Linked DNA regions of Homo sapiens: region 1 is linked to region 2. A link is a loop called in an ENCODE intact Hi-C map of the cell type or tissue named here. Cell type or tissue: gastrocnemius medialis. All regions are shown on one strand. Each heading gives the region's core, and the rest is flanking DNA. Links, peaks and the distances in the headings are about the cores only.

Evidence for each region. Hi-C counts contacts between places; a loop is a spot of excess contacts. Peaks named below come from ENCODE experiments on the same cell type or tissue, not always from the same donor. Only the 100,000 strongest peaks of a DNase experiment are listed, where the experiment ranks them.
Region 1: it touches region 2 in a loop (8-fold over the local background); 2 of 110 quality-filtered maps call a loop at or near these places.

What each region holds. Positions count from the first base shown.
Region 1 is chr2:48,531,612-48,541,824 of GRCh38, forward strand. All of the region lies in intron 1 of STON1-GTF2A1L (STON1-GTF2A1L readthrough), which reads left to right. All of the region lies in intron 1 of STON1 (stonin 1), which reads left to right. Among named protein-coding and RNA genes, the nearest start is that of STON1, 6.6 kb to the left of the region's middle. In gastrocnemius medialis, for the core only: no CTCF peak of the experiment used is centred there; no DNase peak of the experiment used is centred there; H3K27ac peaks cover 359 bases.
Region 2 is chr2:48,115,199-48,125,411 of GRCh38, forward strand. The region is part of intron 2 of LOC105374593 (a long non-coding RNA gene); the gene reads right to left. Among named protein-coding and RNA genes, the nearest start is that of FOXN2, 190 kb to the right of the region's middle. RefSeq lists an enhancer at 5,672-5,966. In gastrocnemius medialis, for the core only: no CTCF peak of the experiment used is centred there; a DNase peak (open chromatin) is centred at 5,759.

The sequences.
Region 1 (10,213 bases), core at 1,084-9,083, 420 kb after region 2:
TGCAAACCTCTGCACACTCACTCAGAACCAGAGCAGCCGGGAGCAGCCTGAGCTGGGGTTTTCTTCCACATGATCTGGGAAGAAAAAGCTCTACCAAGGAGCGAACTGTGTGAGCATGGTTGCTGGGGGATGTTGAATGTTTTACGTTTTTAGGAAGAACACACTTCTCAAAACTTTAGCCATTCCTGTTTCCATACAAACAATAAATGTGGTTGTAACAAATGTAGTAGATCAGATTCTGAACAACCCCTTAAAAAACAGGTCCAAGTATTGAACCATTTGGAAATAAAGATTTTATTTTATTTGAATTCTACTGGAAATAAAAGAGTTTATGTTAAAAAGGATGTAATTCACTTCTCTCCACTGATGCAGTTTGACAGTTCCCCATTGGTATGAATCAGTTAGGTTTTATTGTGGTCTCAAAACATCATTAAGGCAGGGCACAACATCATTAAGGCAGGGCACGGGGTTCATGCCTATAATCCCAGCATTTTGGGAGGCCGGGGCGGGCAGATCACTTGAGGTCAGGAGTTCGAGACCAGCCTGGCCAACCTGATGAAACCCCGTCTCTATTAAAAATACAAAAGCTAGCTGGGCCAGGTGGCGGGAACCTGTAATTCCCAGCTACTTGGGAGGTTGAGGCGGAAGAATCGTTTGAACCTGGGAGGCGGAGGTTGCAGTGAGCCGAGATTACACCACTGCACTCCATCCTGGGCGACACAGCAAGACTCTGTCTAAATAAATAAATAAATAAATAAATAAATAAATAAATAAATAATTGATAGGCAAGTGTTGTGACTGTGACTTCCATTCAAAAAGTAAGTCCAAAAAAAAAAAAAAACAACAAAAGTAAGTCCATAAATTCTGAGCTTGTTTGGCCCTGTTGCTTAGAAAAACAATGTACTGTGCTCAGATAAAAATCTTCAGTCTCTTCCTCTTCCTGAGAATTTTTAATAGTGCATTTAATATCCTGTAAGTCAACCTTATACTGTTTACAGAAAAGTTGCCTTTCTGCCTTGTCCAGCTTTTGCACTATCTCATGAAATATTGTTAGACTGGATGGTTTGCCACGGGTACAAGAGTCTGCCCAGCAGCCCGAGGAGAGGCTGGGGTTGTAATGAAGGCCACGGGGGCCTGGACCTAAGGAGCAGGTGGTCTGGATGGTGAGATGAAGGCTACATCCCCAGACAGCCACAGAAAGCAGCCACTGATCACCTGGACAGGTCAGATGAGTTGGAAATATCAATACATGAAGTGTGGGACCAGTGGAGAGCAAGGAAGGCAGAGGTGGTTAAGAAGCAAAATGATACAAATAAATAAAAAAGGAAAAGGCCAGGCACAGTGGCTCATGCCTGTGAAGTGCTAGGTGTGGTGATTCATGCCTGTAACCCTAGCACTGTGGGAAGTGGAGGCCAGAGGATCACTTGAGGCTAGGAGTTAAGACCAGACTGGGCAACAAAGTGAGACCCCATCTCTTAAAAAAAAAGATGGGCCGGGCGCGGTGGCTTCCGCTTGTAATCCCAGCACTTGGGGAGGCCAAGGCAGGCAGATCATGAAGTCAGGAGTTCCAGACCAGCCTGGCCAACATAGTGAAACCCCGTCTCTACTAAAAACACAAAAATTAGGTGGGCATGGTGGCGGGCACCTATAATCCCACCTACTCGGGAGGCTGAGGCAGGAGAATCACTTGAACCTGGGAGGCGGAGGTTGCAGTGAGCCGACTGCACCACTGCACTTCAGCCTGGGCGACAGAGCGAGACTCCGTCTCAGAAAAGAAAAGAAAAAAAAAGATGTAGGCCAGGTTCAGTGGCTCATACCTGTAATCCCAACATTTTGGGAGGCCACGGCAGGTGGATCGCCTGAGGTCAGAAGTTCGATACCAGCCTGGCCAACATGATGAAAACCTGTCTCTACTAAAAATATAGAAAATTAGCTGGGTGTGGTGGCAGGCACCTATAATGTCAGCTACTCGGGAGGCTGAAGCAGGTTGCAGGGAGCCAAGATTGTGCCACTGCACTGGAGCCTGGGCAACAAGAGCAAAACTCCGTCTCAAAAAAAAAAAAAAAAAAAAGAGATAAAAGATGTAAAATAACCCAAAGGAATACTCTGTGACCTTTTAAAATCATGTTGTATAAGAATGTTGAATTACACAGGACTTTTTTTTTTTTTTTTTTTGAGACAAAGTTTTGCTCTCGTTGCCCAGGCTGGAGTGCAATGGCGTGATCTCAGCTTATCGCAACCTCCACCTCCTGGGTTCAAGCGATTCTCCTGCCTCAGCCACCCGAGTACCTGGGATTACAGGCATGTGCCACCATGCCTGGCTAATTTTGTATTTTTAGTAGAGATGGGGTTTCTCCATGTTGGTCAGGCTGGTTTCGAACTCCTGATCTCAGGTGATCCGCCAGCCTCAGCCTCCCAAAGTGTCAGGATTATAGGTGTGAGCCACTGTGCCTGGCCTGGGGTTAATTTTTGAAAGCAAGTTATAAAATGGAAAGCACTATAATTTTACTCTTTGAAAATACATCGAGAAAATACTGGAATTATGTGCATCAAAATGGATGGTGAGAGTATAGCTGTTTTTAAATTTTCTTTGTACTTGTATTTCTCAACTTTTATAGTAATAATAGCTAACATTTACTGAGAACTAAGCACTTACATATGGTATTTTATTCGAAAACTCTTTGAGGTAAATATTACTATTATTTTCATTATGGAGTTTCAGAAACTAGAACCAGAAGGGTAACTCATCCATGGTCACACAGCCACTAAGTGCTGGAATCAAGTGTTGAATTCAGGTCGGTGGCTAAAGTCTATGCATCTCTGTCACTACTGTCTACCATCTCCCTGCACATGTATTATTATTATTTTAATTATAAGGAATAAGTAGAAAAGGAAAGGGAAAATGTTTCATGCTTTAGTAAGAACTGATGGGCACAGTGGCTCATGCCTATAATCTCAGCACTTTGGGAGGCTGAGGTGGAAGGATCACTTGAGCCCAGGGGTTGAAGACTAAGTGGCACAAATTAGTCAGGCATGGTTGCACATGCCTGAGTCCCAAGTACTCAGGAGGCTGAGCTGGGAGGATCACCTGAGCCTAGGAGATGGAGGCTTCAGTGAGCTATGTCACGCTACTGCACTCCAGCCTCGGCAACAGAGCGAGACCCTGTCTCCTAAGAGGGGGTGAGGAGGGAGAAAAACAAAAACAAAAACACACTGATACGTAAAATGGAAAATGCCTCCCATCTCTTCCAGCTCCGCCAGTCACTTCTCTTTAGAAGTCTTTGGTAACTGCTCCAGATTTAGAGGTAGCTCACCCCTTCCTTGCAAACCAGCTCCACTCACAAGAAGAATCCCGAATTCCATGGAGGCTTCCTGGCCAGCCTGGAATTCCAGGTACCTTATGGGATTCTGGAGCAGTCCTCAGTACAGGGCAAGATTTTTAAAGTAGATCAGGCAAATTATGTCTTCAGAGCTCTGCAGATTACAGGGTGTCATCATTCTTTGCAGCGTCAGGAGAGTGTGATAGGTAGAAAGACCCAGGGAAAGCACCGAGGCTCAAATGTACCTGTGTGTTACATGGAATGCCAGGGGAAATAAAGGGTTTACCATGGAATAAGAAAGAGAAAAAAAAAACCTCATTGCTGGATGCTTATTACTATGAACACACAACAATAAATTATCTTTCGAAAGCTTGCCTATGTGGGTGATCCCATGCATTGGTGAGTTTGACTGATTGGGTGAGGTGGAAATATTTAGTGTGAGTGATTCTGGGGAGAGCTCTGGGAAAAAATGCCCACATCCTGTACTACCATGTCCCCTCACAGGCAAGCAGCTCCTGGGATCACTCATCCATTCTCTTTGTGGAAGGTACCTTGAGATCCCCAGAAGGATCAGCATTCTTAGAGCCCCTGGCCCATCACATAACAAACATGCCTTAAGAAGAAGGCTTTCAGCTGGGCGCAGTGGCTCATGCCTGTAATCTCAGCACTTTGGGAGGCCGACGTGGGGGGATCACCTGAGGTCAGGACAAGAAGTCTGATCACAAATGATTGTCATTTTATTATAATCTGCCTTCTCCCTGGTAGCTTTTAAAATTTTCTCTAAAATGTTCCACAGGTATGTCTAGGTATGGATTTAGAAAATTTTATCCTACCCAGCAGTCAGTGAGCATTTGTGATTACACAAATTTGTGTAGCTGGGCACGGTGGTTCATGCCTGTAATCCCAGCACTTTGGGAGGCTGAGGCGGGCTGATCGCTTGAGCTCAGGAGTTTGAGAACAGCCTGGGCAACAAGGATGAGACCCTGCCTCTACAAAAAATATAAAAATTAGCTGGGCATGGTGGTGTGCCCTGTGGTCCCAGCTACTTGGGAGGCTGAGATGGGAGGATCACTTGAGCTGGGGAGGCAGAGGTTCCAATGAGCTGAGATCAGGCCACTGCACTCCAGCCTGGGTGACAGAGCGACACTCTGTCTCAAAAAATAAATCAAAAAACCTAAAAACCAAATTTGTGAGGATTTGTGATTACCCAGTGAGCTGTGTGACCTTGGGCAAGTTGCCAAGTTCTCTCAGTCTCCTCATCTATGAAATATAAATAATGATAGTATCTATTACAAAGATACTGTGAAGAGATAGTGCATGAAAATGTCAGAATACGCCAGGTGTGGTGGCTCACGCTTGTAATCCCAGCACTTTGGGAGGCCAAGGTGGGCAGATCACCTGAGGTTAAAAGTTCGAGACCAGCCTGGCCAACATGGTAAAACCCCATCTTTACTAAAAATACAAAAATTAGCCGAGTGTGGTGGTGGGTGCCTATAATCCCAGCTACTCGGGAGGTTGATGCAGGAGAATAGCTTGAACCTGGGAGGCGGAGGTTGCAGTGAGCTGAGATCGTGCCATTGCACTCCAGCCTGGGTGACAGAGTGAGATGCCATCTTAAAAAAAAAAAAAAAAAAAAAAAAGTTAGAATAGTACCTGCTATATAAGGAAGAACGCAAAAATTGTTAGCTATTATTACTTTTTTATTTTTTCAGAATTTCTGGGCCATCTTGGATTTGACCAATTTATATAAACGTTAGTTTGTCTAGTTGCACACACACAGAAAATCCTGTTGAGATTCTCTTTGAAATTGCATTCAATTAATACTGACATCTTTACAGTGCTGGCTTTTCCTATCTTCTCCTTTTATTCAGGTGAATGATTACTGGTGATTTCCCCTATAAATGTCTTCTACAACTTTTGCTGTATTTATATCTTATAGATTTGGTTGATATTTTAAACAATATCTTTTGTCCTAGTATATTCTCTAGTTTACTTGCTGGCCCATAGAAAGAAACATTGCTGATTTTTGAATTTTGTTTTTTTACCCAGCATCCCAGCTGATTCTCTTATTAGTTCTAATAGTCTGCATATAGATAATTCTTGAATTTTCTATATAGACAATCATAAAACAACGATAATTTATCTTTTCCATTTCTGTGACTCCTACATCTTTTTCTTACCATACTGCATTGGGGTAGATGGTCCAGTACAGTGTTCAATAGAACTGTGATGACAGGCACCCTTGCCTTGTCTTCTTACTGTCTTTAACTTTAACTGCTCTTAAAGTTTCTCCATTAAGCGTGAAGTTTGCTTAAGGTTTCAGTAGATAGTCTTTATTAAACTAAGAACTTTGCTCTATTCTTAATATTTTTTAACAAGGTAAAAATTATATCATGACAGTATATATTTTACTTAATGCTTTAATGTCTTTTTCATAACTATATGAGATGATCATTTTTTCTTGATATTACATTGTGATAAGATGAGCGTATTAATTGTGTTGAAACATGTACATAAATATACATATACAGGTATATTATTCTGTAGGGTATCGGTTGCTAGTATTTTACTTTGGATTTTTGCAAATGTTCATAAGTGAAGTTGTTCTAGAATTTTCTTTTTAAAATATTGGTCTGGCTGGGTGTGGTGGCTCATGCCTGTAATTCCAGCCCTTTGGGAGGCCGAGGCGAGCTGATCAACTGAGGTCAGGAGTTCAAGACCAGCCTGGCCAACATGGCGAAACCCTATCTCTACTAAAAATGCCAAAAATTAGCTGGGCGTGGTGACATGCACCTGTAATCCCAGCTACTCGGGAGGCTGAGGCACGAAAATCACTTGAACCCGGGAGGTGGAGATTGCAGTGTGCTGAGATTGCACCACTGCCCTCCAGACTGGGCGACAGAGCAAGACTTCATCTCAAAAAAAAAAAAAGAAAAAAAAAGGAAAAAAAAAGGAAATTGTTCTTATATTGTTTGGTATCAAGCTTGTATTGGCCCTATAAAGTAATCATAAGTATATGTCTTTCTTTATCTTTTTTTTTTCGAGACAGAGTCTTCCTGTTTCCCAGGCTAGAGTGCGGTGGCATGATCTTGGCTCACTGCAACCTCCGACTCCCGGGTTCAAGCAATTCTCCTGCCTCAGCCTCCTTAGTAGCTGGGATTACAGGCACGCGCCACCACGTGGGCCCAGCTAATTTTTTGTATTTTTAGTAGAGATGGAATTTCACCGTGTTAGCCAGGATGGTCTTGAACTCCTGCTCTCATGATATCCCCTCCTCGGCCTCCCAAAGTGCTGGGATTACAGGCATGAGCCACCGTGCCTGGCTGGCATATATGTTTTTCTTAACTAGTTTGTAAGAGATAAAGATTATCTGTTTCTTAAAATTTGGTAAAACTCATTACGAAATCATCTGAACCACTTATAAAGGGCATATGGGTCAAGTTTTTGGTGATTCAGTTTCATAAATGATTAGTGATGAATTTAGGCTTTCTATTCCTTCTTGATTCAGTTTTGATAATTTAGTTTAGATGATCCATTCATGTGTTCTTGGGCTTCTTAGCATAGTTATTCGTAATTTTCTCTTAGGGTTTTATAAATATTGCCTCTATCTTTTTTGTTTTTTAATTTTTTTATTACCTTTCCTATGGTGCTGAGAATCTAGCTTATATTTCTTATTTATTTATTTAAGACAGAGTCTCACTCTGTTGCCCAGGCTGGAGTGAGTCATGCGATCTCGGCTCACTGCAACCTCTACTTCCAGGGTTCAAACAATTCTGTTGCCTCAGCCTCCCGAGTTGCTGGGATTACAGGTGTGCGCCACCACACCCAGCTATTTTTTTTTTTTTTTTTTTTTTTTTTATATTTTCTGTAGAGATGCAGTTTTGCCATGTTGGCCAGGCTGGTCTCGAACTTCTGGCCTCAAGTGATCCGCCTGCCGCGGCCTCCCAAAATACTTGGATTATAGGGATGAGCCACTGCTCTCGGCCTATTTATTGATTTTTTAGAGATGGGATCTTGCTGTGTCACCCACTGCTGGAGTGCAGCGGCACCATCATAGCTCACTGCAGCCTCAAACTCCTGGGCTCAAGCTATCCTCTTGCCTCAGCCTCCCTAGTAGCTGAGACTACAGGTGCGCACCACTATGCCCAGCAAAGTTTTGTATTTTTTGTAGAGATGGGGTCTTGCTATGTTGACCAGACTGGTCTGAAACTCCTGTCCTCAGGTGATCCTCTTGCCTCAGTCTTTGAAAGTGTTGGGATTACAGGCATGAGCCACCACTCCTTGCCCTTTTTTTATTCTTAATATTGTTTATTTGTGCCAACTCTCTTTTTCTTTATTAATATAGATGTCTACTACTTAATCTTTTCAAATAAACAGCTTGTTCTTATCTATATTTTTGTTTTTCATTATTTTTACCTTTATCTACATTTCTTCTGTTTCTAGCTACTTGAATTCATGCCTAGCTTACTTTTTGTTTTTCAGTAAATTTATTTAAATCTATAAATTTACCTCTAAATACTGCTTTAGCTACATCATGCAAGTTTTAACCCATGTGTGGTGTTATGATATATGTTTTCTTTTTTGAGATGGGATGGAGTCTCGCTCTGTCACCCAGGCTGGAGTGCAGTGGTGTGATCTTGGCTCACTGCAACCTCTGCCTCCTGGGTTCAAGCGATCTTCCTGCCTCAGCCTCCTCAGTAGCTGGGACTACAGGGGCATGCCAGCACACCAGGCTAATTTTTGTATTTTTAGTAGAAACTAAAGTTCCTGGGCTCAAACGATCAATGGGCCTCAGCTTTCTAAAGTGCTGGGATTACAGGCGTGAGCCACTGTATACATTTAACCTTATTTCTTGCATGTACTACACGCCTGATTTCAAATTTTATAGGCCACTCATTTTCTACTCTTTGCCCAAGCAGATGACAAGGTTTCTGGCTGTTTTCTCAGGTTAGTAAATGATGTTCCTCTAGACCTATTTCACATATGGAGCAGCTTTTTATGACCTCCAGCTTTTTGTAAGTGCCTCACTAACAGCTCATGGTGTAAGGTGACCATCTCCTGGACCCCCTCACTGCATGTATGGTCATTAAAGCCCCAGCTCGCAGGTATTTAGGCCTCTTGCTGCGGTGGATTTCTCTATGAGCCCCTTGGCCTCAGCTTCCATACATTGACCTAACTTCCACTTCCCTCTGTTTCTGGTACCTGGAGATTTCTACTTTATCTAGGTTTTAGATGATATTTTTGTTATCATATTTTTGTTCAGTGTTTTGAAGTGTTTGGATGGGAGGATGTGGTGTTATGATATATACTAGTTTTTATCCATGGTTCCTGGCTCATAACACCCCACAGCCCTTGTTACAGTTTTTGTTGTTATAATACTGGGTGTGTTAGGCCTCAGAGGCAGCCCTCTGACCTTCTGCCCTCCTTTCACTTACCCCAAGGCAGGACTCTAATGTTCCGCCTGTGAGAGTGTTGATGCACCCAATGCCCTGGAGGAAGGAATGCTGACATTGTGAAGCTTCCATAAAAACCCAGGAGGACCGGGTTGATGGAGCTTCTGAATAGCTGAACACAGGGAGGTTCCTGGAGGATGGTGCACCCAGGCAGAGCATGGAAGGGCTGTGCCCCTTTCCTCATACTGCCCTACACATCCGCTTATCTGTATCTTTCGCAGTATTCTTTATAGTAAACCAGTAAACCTAAGTAACTTTCCCTGAGTTCTGTGAGCTGCTCCAGCAAATTCGCTGAACCCAAAGACGGCGCTCTTGAGCCTCAACTTGAAGTGGGTCAGTCAGAAGTTCCTGAGGCTCAGACTTGTGACTGGCATGTGGGGAGGGGCAGTCTTGGGAACTAGCCCTCAGCCTATGGGATCTGACACTATCTCAGAGTAGATAGTTCATTAGAGGACACCCAGCTGGTGTCTGTTGCTTGGTGTATTTGGAAAAAGCCCCCACACATTTGGTCACAAGAAGTCTTCTGTGTTGGTGATTATTATGGTGTGAGAGTGGAGGAAAAACATGGTTAGAGAGTTTTTCCTATACAGAGGGATATTTCTACCCAATCCGTCATACTGACTGAGGTTCTTAACTCCTAATTAACTTAATTAAATTAACTCCTAATTTAAAAGTTTATTTTGGGCCGGGCACAGTGGCTCACGCCTGTAATCCCAGAACTTTGGGAGGCTGAGGCGGGCAGATAGCTTGAGGTTGGGGAGTTCAAGACCAGCCTGGCCAACATGGTGAAACCCTGTCTCTACTAAAAATACAAAAATTAGCTGGGCATGGTGTTGTATGACTATAATCCCAGCACTCAGGAGGCTGAGGCAGGACAGTCACTTGAACCTAAGCTGGGGCGGAGGTTGAAGTGAGCTGAGATCCTGCTACTGCATCCCAGCCTGGGAGACAGTGTGAGACTCCATCTCAAAAAAAAAAAATTATTTTCTTATATGTAAAATAGAATACAGCGAAGTCGGCCGGGTGCAGTGGCTCACACCTGTAATCCCAGCACTCTGGGAGGCTGAGGCAGGCGGATCACTTGACATCAAGAGTTCAAAACCAGCCTGACCAACATGGTGAAACCCCATCTCTACTAAAAAAAAAAAAAAAAAAAAATACAAAATTAGTCGGGCATGGTGGTGCACGCCTGTAGTCCCAGCTACTTGGGAGGCTGAGGCAGGAGAATCACTTGAACCTAGGAGATGGAGGTTATAGTGAGCCGAGATTGCACCATTGCACTCCATCCTGGGTGACAAGAGTGAAACTTCGTCTCAAAAAAAAAAAAAAAAAAAAAAAACCACACAAAAAAACAGAATACAGCAAAGTAAATACATGTACATTGGCTCCTGCATGTGAAATCTCCTGCTACTAAGAGAATGCGGGAGAGAAGAGGTCTGA
Region 2 (10,213 bases), core at 770-8,769:
TCTGCTGCTTCTGCCTTCTTTGAGACTACCCGTCACTGCCCCTCACTGTTGGGTGTAGTGAAGCTAAAAGCTAGGCTCCTCCTAGAAGCCTGTGGACTCCCCAGACCATGCCTGGGAATGGAGCCACCACATCCAGTTAACCTGGGCTCCCTGATGCCCAGCTGGGTATCTCTACACCTTCGTCTCCTTGAGGTTCAGCAAGGGAAGGCTGGCTAGAACCCTGGCAGTGGCATCTAACCAACTCTGTCTTCTTCTGGATCTGCCTATGTTTTCCTTTCTCATGCTTTTACCTCTTCAGAATGAACAACCCTCACCATAGCCTCCTTCCTCCTGGGGGCACCAGGCTTCCTGGCTAAATGGCTAAGAAGAATCCTCTTTATGCTGTGGAAGAAGCTTTGGTCTGAGTTGATATGGGAGCCTCAGTAAAACTGGGCATTATGAGTTACTGAGGATAAAAATACATTGGGTTAGTACTCTCAAACTATTGCCCCCTTTATATATATATCTATATACACACACATATATATACACACATACATACACATATATTCAATATATTTTATATTCAATATATATTGAATATTATATTCAATAATATAAGTTGATTGTTATATTCAACTATATATATAGTTGCCTTCAACTATATATATTTGTTATATTCAATTATATATATCAACTATATGGTTGCCTTCAACTATATATATATATATAGTTGAATATAACAATCAACAAAGACAAAATATAGTAATAGTTCTGGCCAAGAAAATTTATTTTTATAGTTAAAAAAAGATCCTTGGTTCCCCTGCTTACTGAAGTTATGCATACTTCTGGTAAAACAAGTGAACAAACAATCTACAATATGTTTCTAAATGTCCAACAAAGGGAAGAGAGCACCTCTGTTCTCCTGGTTTGGCCAAGGGCTACTGCTCATAAAACATCCTAGTTCACAAAAAGCTTGTTTAAAAAAACTTCCTTTATAAGGTGCCAGCGTCTGTTCAGGGGCTAGCTAGGCATTGTCCTTTCTAAGCCACTGGGAATCTCTTCCTTTCGAGAGTCAGAAAGAATATTTTCTCTTGAGTTTGGAGACTATAAGCTAGAAAAGAAGAATGAGGCCCGGGGACCAGGTTGGAAGGTGGAATGGATATGAGGAGTAGGAGAAGTCATGGATGCAAAGTGCAATAGAAAATTGTTTCTGGGGCCAATCTAGATTGAATTTCCAACTGGGCTTCTGCCATACCTTCCTTTATGAGTACACATGCACTCTGGTTTGTTTGGATATGTTCTACAGCATTTGATGATGTTTATAGAATGAGATGGGGATACAAGCATGGTGGTGTCCCTTCTCAGTTACAAAGTGCTGGAAGTAGGATGCTCTGCTGAGCCCCAATAGAATACAAGTATTTTCCTGAGTGCCATATGCTTTCTCTTCCATTTTCCTATATGATCTTCCAAACAGTCCCATGTGGTGGGAAACCCCATTTAATAAATGAGGAAATGAAAGCCCATGGCAGTTAAAATGACACAAAGTAGAACTGGGACCACACTCAGGTCTCCTAATCCTCAACCCAGGGCTCTTTTCTCTATGCCAAGTTGCCCTACAATGCCAGTGCAGAAGAGCCAACTGACTTTTCCTTCAATCTCTTCCCAAGGCTGAGTTCCATATGAGAGCTGAGGTTTGCCAACCTGTTTTGCTCTGCTCAAAAGTGATGGAAATAGCATAGAAATCACAGTGTGCAAATATCCAAGTTGGCCTTTTTGAGTTGTTCCCCATCCAGAAAGGCAAAGTATTGATCACAGAGGAACCTGAACAGGAGAACAAGAGAGTACATGCTCCATTTGGTGGGTTAGCAGATTGTGAGTGCAAGAGTTAGGGAAAAGAGAAGATAAAGAACAGAACAGCCAATGACTGAAGACAGGATTCCTGGGATATCGGTGTTCAATGGACAACTTGAAGGTCAAACCCAGGCAGCTGTAAGTGAATAAGTAGGTGACTTTGCAGTACCCCCGTCTGCATTCCCAACTCAGAGAGGAAAAACTGTTCCTCTACCCTCTTATGTCCAGTTTTGGGGGGCCTGCAAATTAGACAGATGATAGATTAGCAAGAAAAGACAGATTTTAATTATGTATATATGAAAGGGAGTTCACAAAGAAATGTGACTCAAAAAGGCAGTTAGAATTCGAGGTTTAAATATATCTTAATAGGTAAAGGAGAGTGAGTAAAAGAGTGCTTATGGGAAAGCAAATGACTTTTAGGAAAGCTAAATGGATGCTTAGCAGAATAAATGGGAGCTATAATACGTTTGTGACAATGACTGTTGGTGTGGTGCCTACTTCTCATTGTCTGATTTCTCATTGTCTCTGATGATAAAAGTCATTCTTCCCTGGTTGATTTATGACAATTGAGGTCTATTCAAAAGTCCTGCTTTTAGGCAGTTAAGGGATCTCAGGAACTCAAATGCTTTCAGCTCAAAATATTTTTATGCCACAGTGGCTTATCCTAAACACCTTCACTACCTTCTACCTCGCACTGAACTCACAGTCTATTTCCTCCAAGGAGGAAATTTGCGCTTTTTATATTATATGTATTATTTGTAATTAAAAGTCTTGATAAACTTTTTTAGTAGCCAAAGGTGTGAATCAGTAATTACCAGAAAACGATTTCAATTTCCTCTCAAATCACTTCTACCTCAACTTCTTATTGGGAAAGTAGGAAGGTATATATTAAAATATTTTTTTAAAAATCTAGTAGTAGGCCAGGCATGGTGGCTCACACCTGTAGTCCCAGCACTTTGGGAGGCCAAGGCAGGAGGATTGCTTGAGCCCAGGAGCTCAAGAGCAGCCTGGGCAACATTAGTGAGATCCTGTCTCTACAAAAAAATTTAAAAATTAGCCGGGCATGGCAGCACATGCCTGTAGTTCCCTCTAATCAGGAGGCTGAGGTGGGAGGATTGCTTGAGCCTGGGAGTTTGAGGCTGCAGTGAGCTATGATTGTGCCACTGCACTCCAGCGTAGGTGACAGAGCAAGACCCTGTCTCAAAAAAAAAAAAAAAATCTAGTAGTACACTTACTTATAAGTTCATTCCTGGAGCTAATTATGAAGTTAATACGGGAGTAGGGGTGGACTGGGGTGGGGTGGAGTTCATAGTTCAGCGGACTGAGATTTCTGTTTCCATAGAGCTGTAGTTCTGGGCTAGCAACATCAACTATCAGAATCACCTGGGGGCTTGCTAGAAATGCAAATTATCAAGCCCCACCCCTAACCCTAGTAAATAAGAAACTCTGGAGATGGAGCTCATCATTCTGTTTTTGTTTGTTTGTTTTTGAGACAGACTCTTGCTCTGTCACCCAGGCTGGAGTGCAGTGGCGCAGTCTGGGCTCACGCAACTTCTACTTCCCTGGCTCAAGACATCCTCTCACCTCACTAGCCCCCTGCCTCCGGCTTCCCTGACCAACCCGGGGAGCTGGAACTACATGAGTGCACCACCACACCCAGCTAATTTTTGTATTTTTTGTAGAGACAGGTTCTTGCCAAGTTGCCAGGCTGGTCTCAAACTCCTGGGCTCAAGCGATCCACCCACGTCAGCCTCCAAAAGTGCTGGGATTACAGGTGTGAGCCACTGTGCCTGGACACATAATTCTGTTTTAACGAGCCCACCAGGTCATTCTGTTGCTCCCTCATATGGTTTAGTCTGGGCTGCACGTTATCATCACTTGGTTATGTTTTAAAATTGCTCATGTCTAGACCCTATCCTAGATCGTCTACATCAGAACTTCTAAGCCTGAGGCCAAGGTGTCTCCATTTTTACAGTTCCCAGGTGGTTCCAATGTGCAGCCAAGGACAAGAACCACTGCCACAGAGATTGCTGATGACTATGGGGGATGGCTCCAAAAAGTGGTAGTATTGTGAGAGGCGTTTGAACCAGAGCAACTCCATCTTGAATAGGAGGCGGGTAAAATAAGGCTGAAACCTACTGGGCTGCATTCCCAGAGGGTTAAGGCATTCTAAGTCACAGAATGAGATACGAGGTCAGCACAAGATACAGGTCATAAAGACCTTGCTGATAAAACAGGTTGCAGCAAAGAAGCCGGCTAAAACCCACCAAAACCAAAATGGCCATGAGAGTGACCTTTGGCTGTCCTCACTGCTACACTCCCACCAGTGCCATGGCATTTGCCAACATCAGGGAGTTACCCTATGTGGTCTAAAAAGAGGAGGCAGGAATAATCCACCCCTTATTTAGCATATAATCAAGAAATAACCATAAAAATGGGCAACCAGCAGCCCTCAGGGCTCTATTGAGTAGCTATTCTTTTGTTCCTTTACTTTCCTAATAAACTTGCTTTCCTTTTAGTCTATGGACTCGCCCTGAATTCTTTCTTGTGGGAGATCCAAGGACCCTCTGTTGGGGTCTGGATCAAGATCCCTTTCCTGTAACAGTATCAGTGGCTGTTTTACTTATTTATTTATTCCACAAATAGTGAGCACATACTCTTGTACTCTCTATACTTCTTACAATATAACAATGAATAAGAAGCAGTCATTGTCTTCCAGAGAGACGTCGACACACATATTTCAATACCGCAGTGGGAGCTCCAGAGGGTAGCTTAGGGGAAGAAGTGGGCATAATCTCATCTACTTCTACCTCCATTATTTGAAAAAAAAACTTACTCTTCTCAATCTTATGTGAAAAAGATAGGCAACTGTAGCTTCAAAAGAAGTTCCATTACAAACCCCAACCAGATTGTCACTCCTAATCTCCTTCAATAGAGAAATTCTGAAGGCACCACCACAATGCTAGGGTGTAAAATTCTATGATGTGGGTGTGTAGAAAGTGCCATGAGCATAAGAGAGAGCATCTAACCATATGTTAGAACTATGGTAGCCAGATGGAAGGTTTTAGAGTAATTTTAACGTGAGCACTTAGCCTGAAGATGAAAAGGAGGTTTCTACTGGGACAGATCTATTACACAAAATGCACTCAACACGTATTTGTTGAATGAAGGGATAAAAAGATGAAGGAATGAGTGGATGAATGGATGGATGAATAGATGAACGACAGGATGCTCCAGACAAAGGAAACAGTATATCTAAAGCACCCAAGTGTAAAGGGCATGCTGTGTTTGAGCAGCTGTAATCAGTCCACCATGGCCAGAGTTCAAGGTTATGTAGATAAGGCAGGAATCAAATCATAAAGAGCCTTCTAAGCTGTGATGGTAGATTATGTTATTCTTCGTAAATTTTCTTTTCTTTTTTCTTTTTTTTTTTTTGAGACAGAGTCTCATTCTGTTGCCCAGGCTGGAGTGCAGTGGTGTGATCTTGGCTCACTGCAACCTCCGCCTCCAGGTTTCAAGCGATTCTTCTGCCTCAGCCTCCCAAGTAGCTGGGATTACAGGTGTGCACCACCACGCCTGGCTAATTTTTGTATTTTTAGTGGAGACAGGGTTTCACCATGTTGGCCAGGCTGGTCTCGAACTCCTGACCTCAGGTGATCCATCCACCTTGGCCTCCCAAAGTGCTGGAATTACAAGCAGGAGCCATACATCCGGCCCTTCACAAATTTTCAGTGCCCCTCTCTGTGGGAGCACTGTGTATCCCTACCCTGTTGAACTCAGATGTGGCCATGTCACTTGTTTGGCCCATAAAATGTGAGTGGAATTGATGTGTACCACTCCTAGACAGAAACTGTGAGAGCCAGCCTGTGGTTGCCATACTCTCTTTTCCCTGTTTCTGCAATTGTGGAGATATGTGAAGAAATGGCACCTCCATCAGCCTGGCCCCTGAGTGACTAGAAGACCATTTGCTGACTCATGATGGATAAGTGTCATGAACAAGAAATAAACCCTGTTGCAAGCCATTGTGGTTCTCTTTTTGACATTGCATCATATCTAGCTGATCCAAACTGATAAATTTGTGAAGGAACCACCGAAAAACAACTCTGGTAGAACTGCAGTATAGATTGGATGTTTGATTCATTTGTTTGTTTATATAATAAATGTCTTTGGGCATGTACTAAGCAAAAGCATTAAAGAAGATAGAAAGATATGTAAAGCATAGTTCCAGCATTTAAAGGAGTTTACATTCTAGTGTGCCTATTCGAAACCTGAATAAAAAGTGTAAGAAGTAGGTTAACATTTATTGAATATGTATGAAGTATCAGACACTATATTAGCTGCATGCATAGTGCTTCATGGTATGTGATTCTCAATAATGGGCATGTGTTTTACATTATTTTGTAGTACCTTGGCAGTTCAGTGACTTGCTGAGATTCAAATCCAGTGTTTCTCCCTTCATCATGTACCATAAAGAACTAAATAACACTTAATTTTCCTGCTAAGACCAAGATTCTGAACTAGAAAGTAGAGTCTATGACTTGAGTTGGCTAGCAATGGGAACTGGTGGAAGAAAGAGATGAAACAATTGGATTAAGAGAGAGAGAGATAGGAAAGAAGAAATAATTGTGCTCATTCATTCATTCATTCAATCATTCATCCTACAAGTATACGTTGAATTTGTGCTTGTGTTCAGCATGTTTTAAGATACTTGGGAAGTATAATAGGAGCAGGAGAAGACAGAATTTATGCCCAACGAGTTATATCTAGCTGGGAAGATAAGGTGAACATACAGGAAACAGGGAATAGGCCAAAATAGCCTATATCCAAATGTTAAGCTCACTGCAGGTGGCACAATGGAGACAATACTGGTGTAAGGTCAGAAGACTCAGCATTGTTGGTGGGAATGTAAAATGGTACAGCTGTTGTGAAAAACAGTATGTGGATCCTCAAAAAATTAAAAATAAATTGCCATATGACCTTGTAATTGCACCTCTGGGTATATACCCAAAATAATTACAATTAAAAGCAAGGTCTCAAAGAGATAGTTGTATACCTACATCCATAGCAGCATTACTCATAATAACCAAAAGATGGACGCAAACCAAGTGTCCATCAATGGATGAATGGATAAACAAAATGTGATATATACATACAATGGAATATTATCTAGTCTTAAAAAGGAAGAAAATTCTGACGCATGCTGCAACATGCATGAACCTTGAGGACGTTATGCTAAGTGAAATAAGCCAGACATGAAGTAACAAATTCTGTAGTATTCCACTTATATGAGGTAACTACGGTAGTCATATTCATAGACAGAAAGTAGAATAGTGGTTACCTGGGACTAGGGGGAGGGAGAAATGGGGGATTGTTTTTCAGCACAGAGTTTCGGTTTTGCAAGATGAAAAGAGTTCTGGAGATTGGTTGTACACCAAAGTGAATGCACTTAACACTACTGAACCATACACTTAAAAATAATTAGGATAGTAAATTTTATGCTATATGTATTTTAACACAAATACATAAATTAGGCAACAATGGTCAAGGTGGCAGATATATTAAGAATCATATTAGGGACCGAAGGCCTTTGGGCTTTGTTCAAAAAATGAAAAAAAGAAATCAAGAGCAAACTGACTGAAATGTAATTCATTAACCATACCATTTGTAATTTAGGTATTTTACATCCATAGAACATTTTTGCCAGCCTCTAGATTTGCCTAGAATGACAAGAATAGAATCATTCACATTAAATTGTCAAGTGCTATATACTGAATGTTTATGTCCCCCCCAAGTTTACGTGTTGAAATCCTAATCCTCAATGTGATGGTATTTGGAGGTGGAGCCTCTGAGAGGTGATTAGATCATGAGAGTGTAACCCTTATGAATGGGATTAATGGCTTTATAAAAGAGGCCCCAGAGAGCTCCCTTGCCCCTTCCAGCAAGTGAGAACACAGTGAGAAGATGCTGTCTATGAACTAGGAAGTGGGCCTTACTAGACACTGAACCTGCTGGGCATCTTGATGTCAGACTTTCCAGCCTCTAGAAGGAAGAGAAATAAATTCGTGTTGTTCATAAGCCACCCAGGCCATACTATTATGTTATGGCAGCCTCGACAGACTGCTATAAGACATCAAGATTAACGGAGAAGGCCTTTAGAAACAGCTAAAATAAGCAGTAGGACATGCTGTATAATAGGAAAAGATCTGGCTGGGTGCAGTGGCTCACACCTCTAATCCCAGCACTTTGGGAAACTGAGGTGGGCAGATCACTTGAGGTCAGGAATTTAAGACCAGCCTGGCCAACATGGGGAAACCTTGTTTCTACTAAAAATAAAAAATCATCTGGGCGTGGTGGTGCACATCTGTAGTCCCAGCTACTTGGGAGGTTGAGGTAGGAGGATCACGTGAGCCTGGAAGGTAGAGGTTGCAGTGAGTGCTGATCATGCCATTGCACTCCAGCCTGGGCGACAAAGTGAGACCTTGTCTTAAAAAAAAAAAAAAAAAAAAAGGGTAAGAAAAGACCTGCTTAGTTGTGGTGAAAGGCCAGAAGGTCAATGACCTCAGAGAAAAAATGGACTCTAAAATCTATAGCTAAGAATTATATCCCATAATAAGAAAAAATGTCAAGAATATCCACCCTGGGAAGGGAAAGTGAATTACCTAGCTCTAGGACACTTCCTATTCCTCTGAATTAGCAGTCCCCAACCTTTTTTGGCACCAGGGACTGGTTTCATGGAAGACAGTTTTTCCATGGACCAGCAGGGGTGGGATTGTTTCAGGATGAAACTGTTCCATTTCAGATCATTAGGCATTAGATTCTCATAAGGAGTGCACAACCTAAATCCCTCACATACACAGTTCACACTAGGGTTTGCACTCCCATGAAAATCTAATGGCGCCACTGATCTAACAGGACGTGGAGCTCAGACAGTAGTGCTCATTGGCCACTCACTTCCTGTTGTGCAGCCTGGTTCCTGATGGCATTGGTCCACTGCCTGGGGGTTGGGGACCCCTGCTCTGTATGATTTTTTTTTTTTTTTTTTTTTGAGACGGAGTCTCGCTCTGTCACCAGGCTGGAGTACAGTGGTGCGATCTCAGTTCACTGTAACCTCCACCTCCTGGGTTCAAGCAATTCTCCTGCCTCAGCCTCCCAAGTAGCTGGGACTACAGGCGTGCACTACCATGCCCAGCTAATTTTTTTGTATTTTTAGTAGAGACGGGGTTTCACCATGGCCAGGATGGTCTTAATCTCCTGACCTCATGATCCGCCCACCTTGGCCTCCCAAAGTGCTGGGATTACAGGCGTGAGCCACCGTGCCTGGCCTCTGTATGATTTTTGAACAACTCATGAATGAGTCATAAAACTCAGCTGAGCTAAAACATAACCAATAACAACAACAATAAAAAAGATCTGTAAACTTGAGAATCAGAGGAGAAAAATGACAAAAATATAAGGAATGCTAAAAAGTAATAAGATTCAGTTCATTCCCTTCATGAAGACACCAGAATATTGTATGTCCAAGTGAACATTTTCCTTTTTTAAAGAGGTCAGTCAACCTTACCTTCTTGGAAGCAATTGCTACTTACTCCAAAGATTCTACCCTTGTGTCCAACATTTTTAGGAACTCTTACACTGAAAGTTTCTTCAAAAGCTGTGGCATTTGCTTTTGACTACTTTCAGTGTTGGCAAGCCTTCATCCCTTAGAGGTCAGCTTGCATTTTAGTAACTGTACTAGTACTATACTGCATCAACCTACCAAGTTGAACTACATGTCCCAGAATGCTCTTCCATATGTAGTGCCAGGTTAGGGTTGATTATGAGAGAAATTTGCAGGCAGGATTTGGAATGTGGAATTGAACCAGCAGCATAATGTTCTGAAGGTTAGTGGAGGGTGCTAGCTGTCTCTGCAGGCTGCATGCATTATTGGTCCGGGGGCTCTTCCTGTGGGCCTGGGGCAGCAGCGCGGCTCAAAGGAGATACTGCATTACCTGTTCCAGCTTCCCTGAATACAGGGCCAGAATCCAGACACAGGTGCAGCTCTGTAGCAAAGCTGTTTCTGTAGGTCATGCACATTATCAAGGAAGGAGGCCGTGAGAGACCCACATGGGGTCCAGTTTGTCCTCATGCTCCCCAACTTCATGTTAGATTTTCTTGCTGACTGTTGATCCTACTGGTCTAAAGAGACCTCAGACCCATACTAGATGCAGAGGCAATGAGCATCTTTACCAGATTCCGTAATTGTGTAAAGTCTAATCCATATATAAAGCCCTTGTTCTATTTCACTTACAGTGGCTCTGATTTTCTGACTGAACATTGCTGTGGGAGTTCAAGACCAGCCTGGCCAACATGGCAAAACCCCGTCTCTACTAAAAGTACCAAA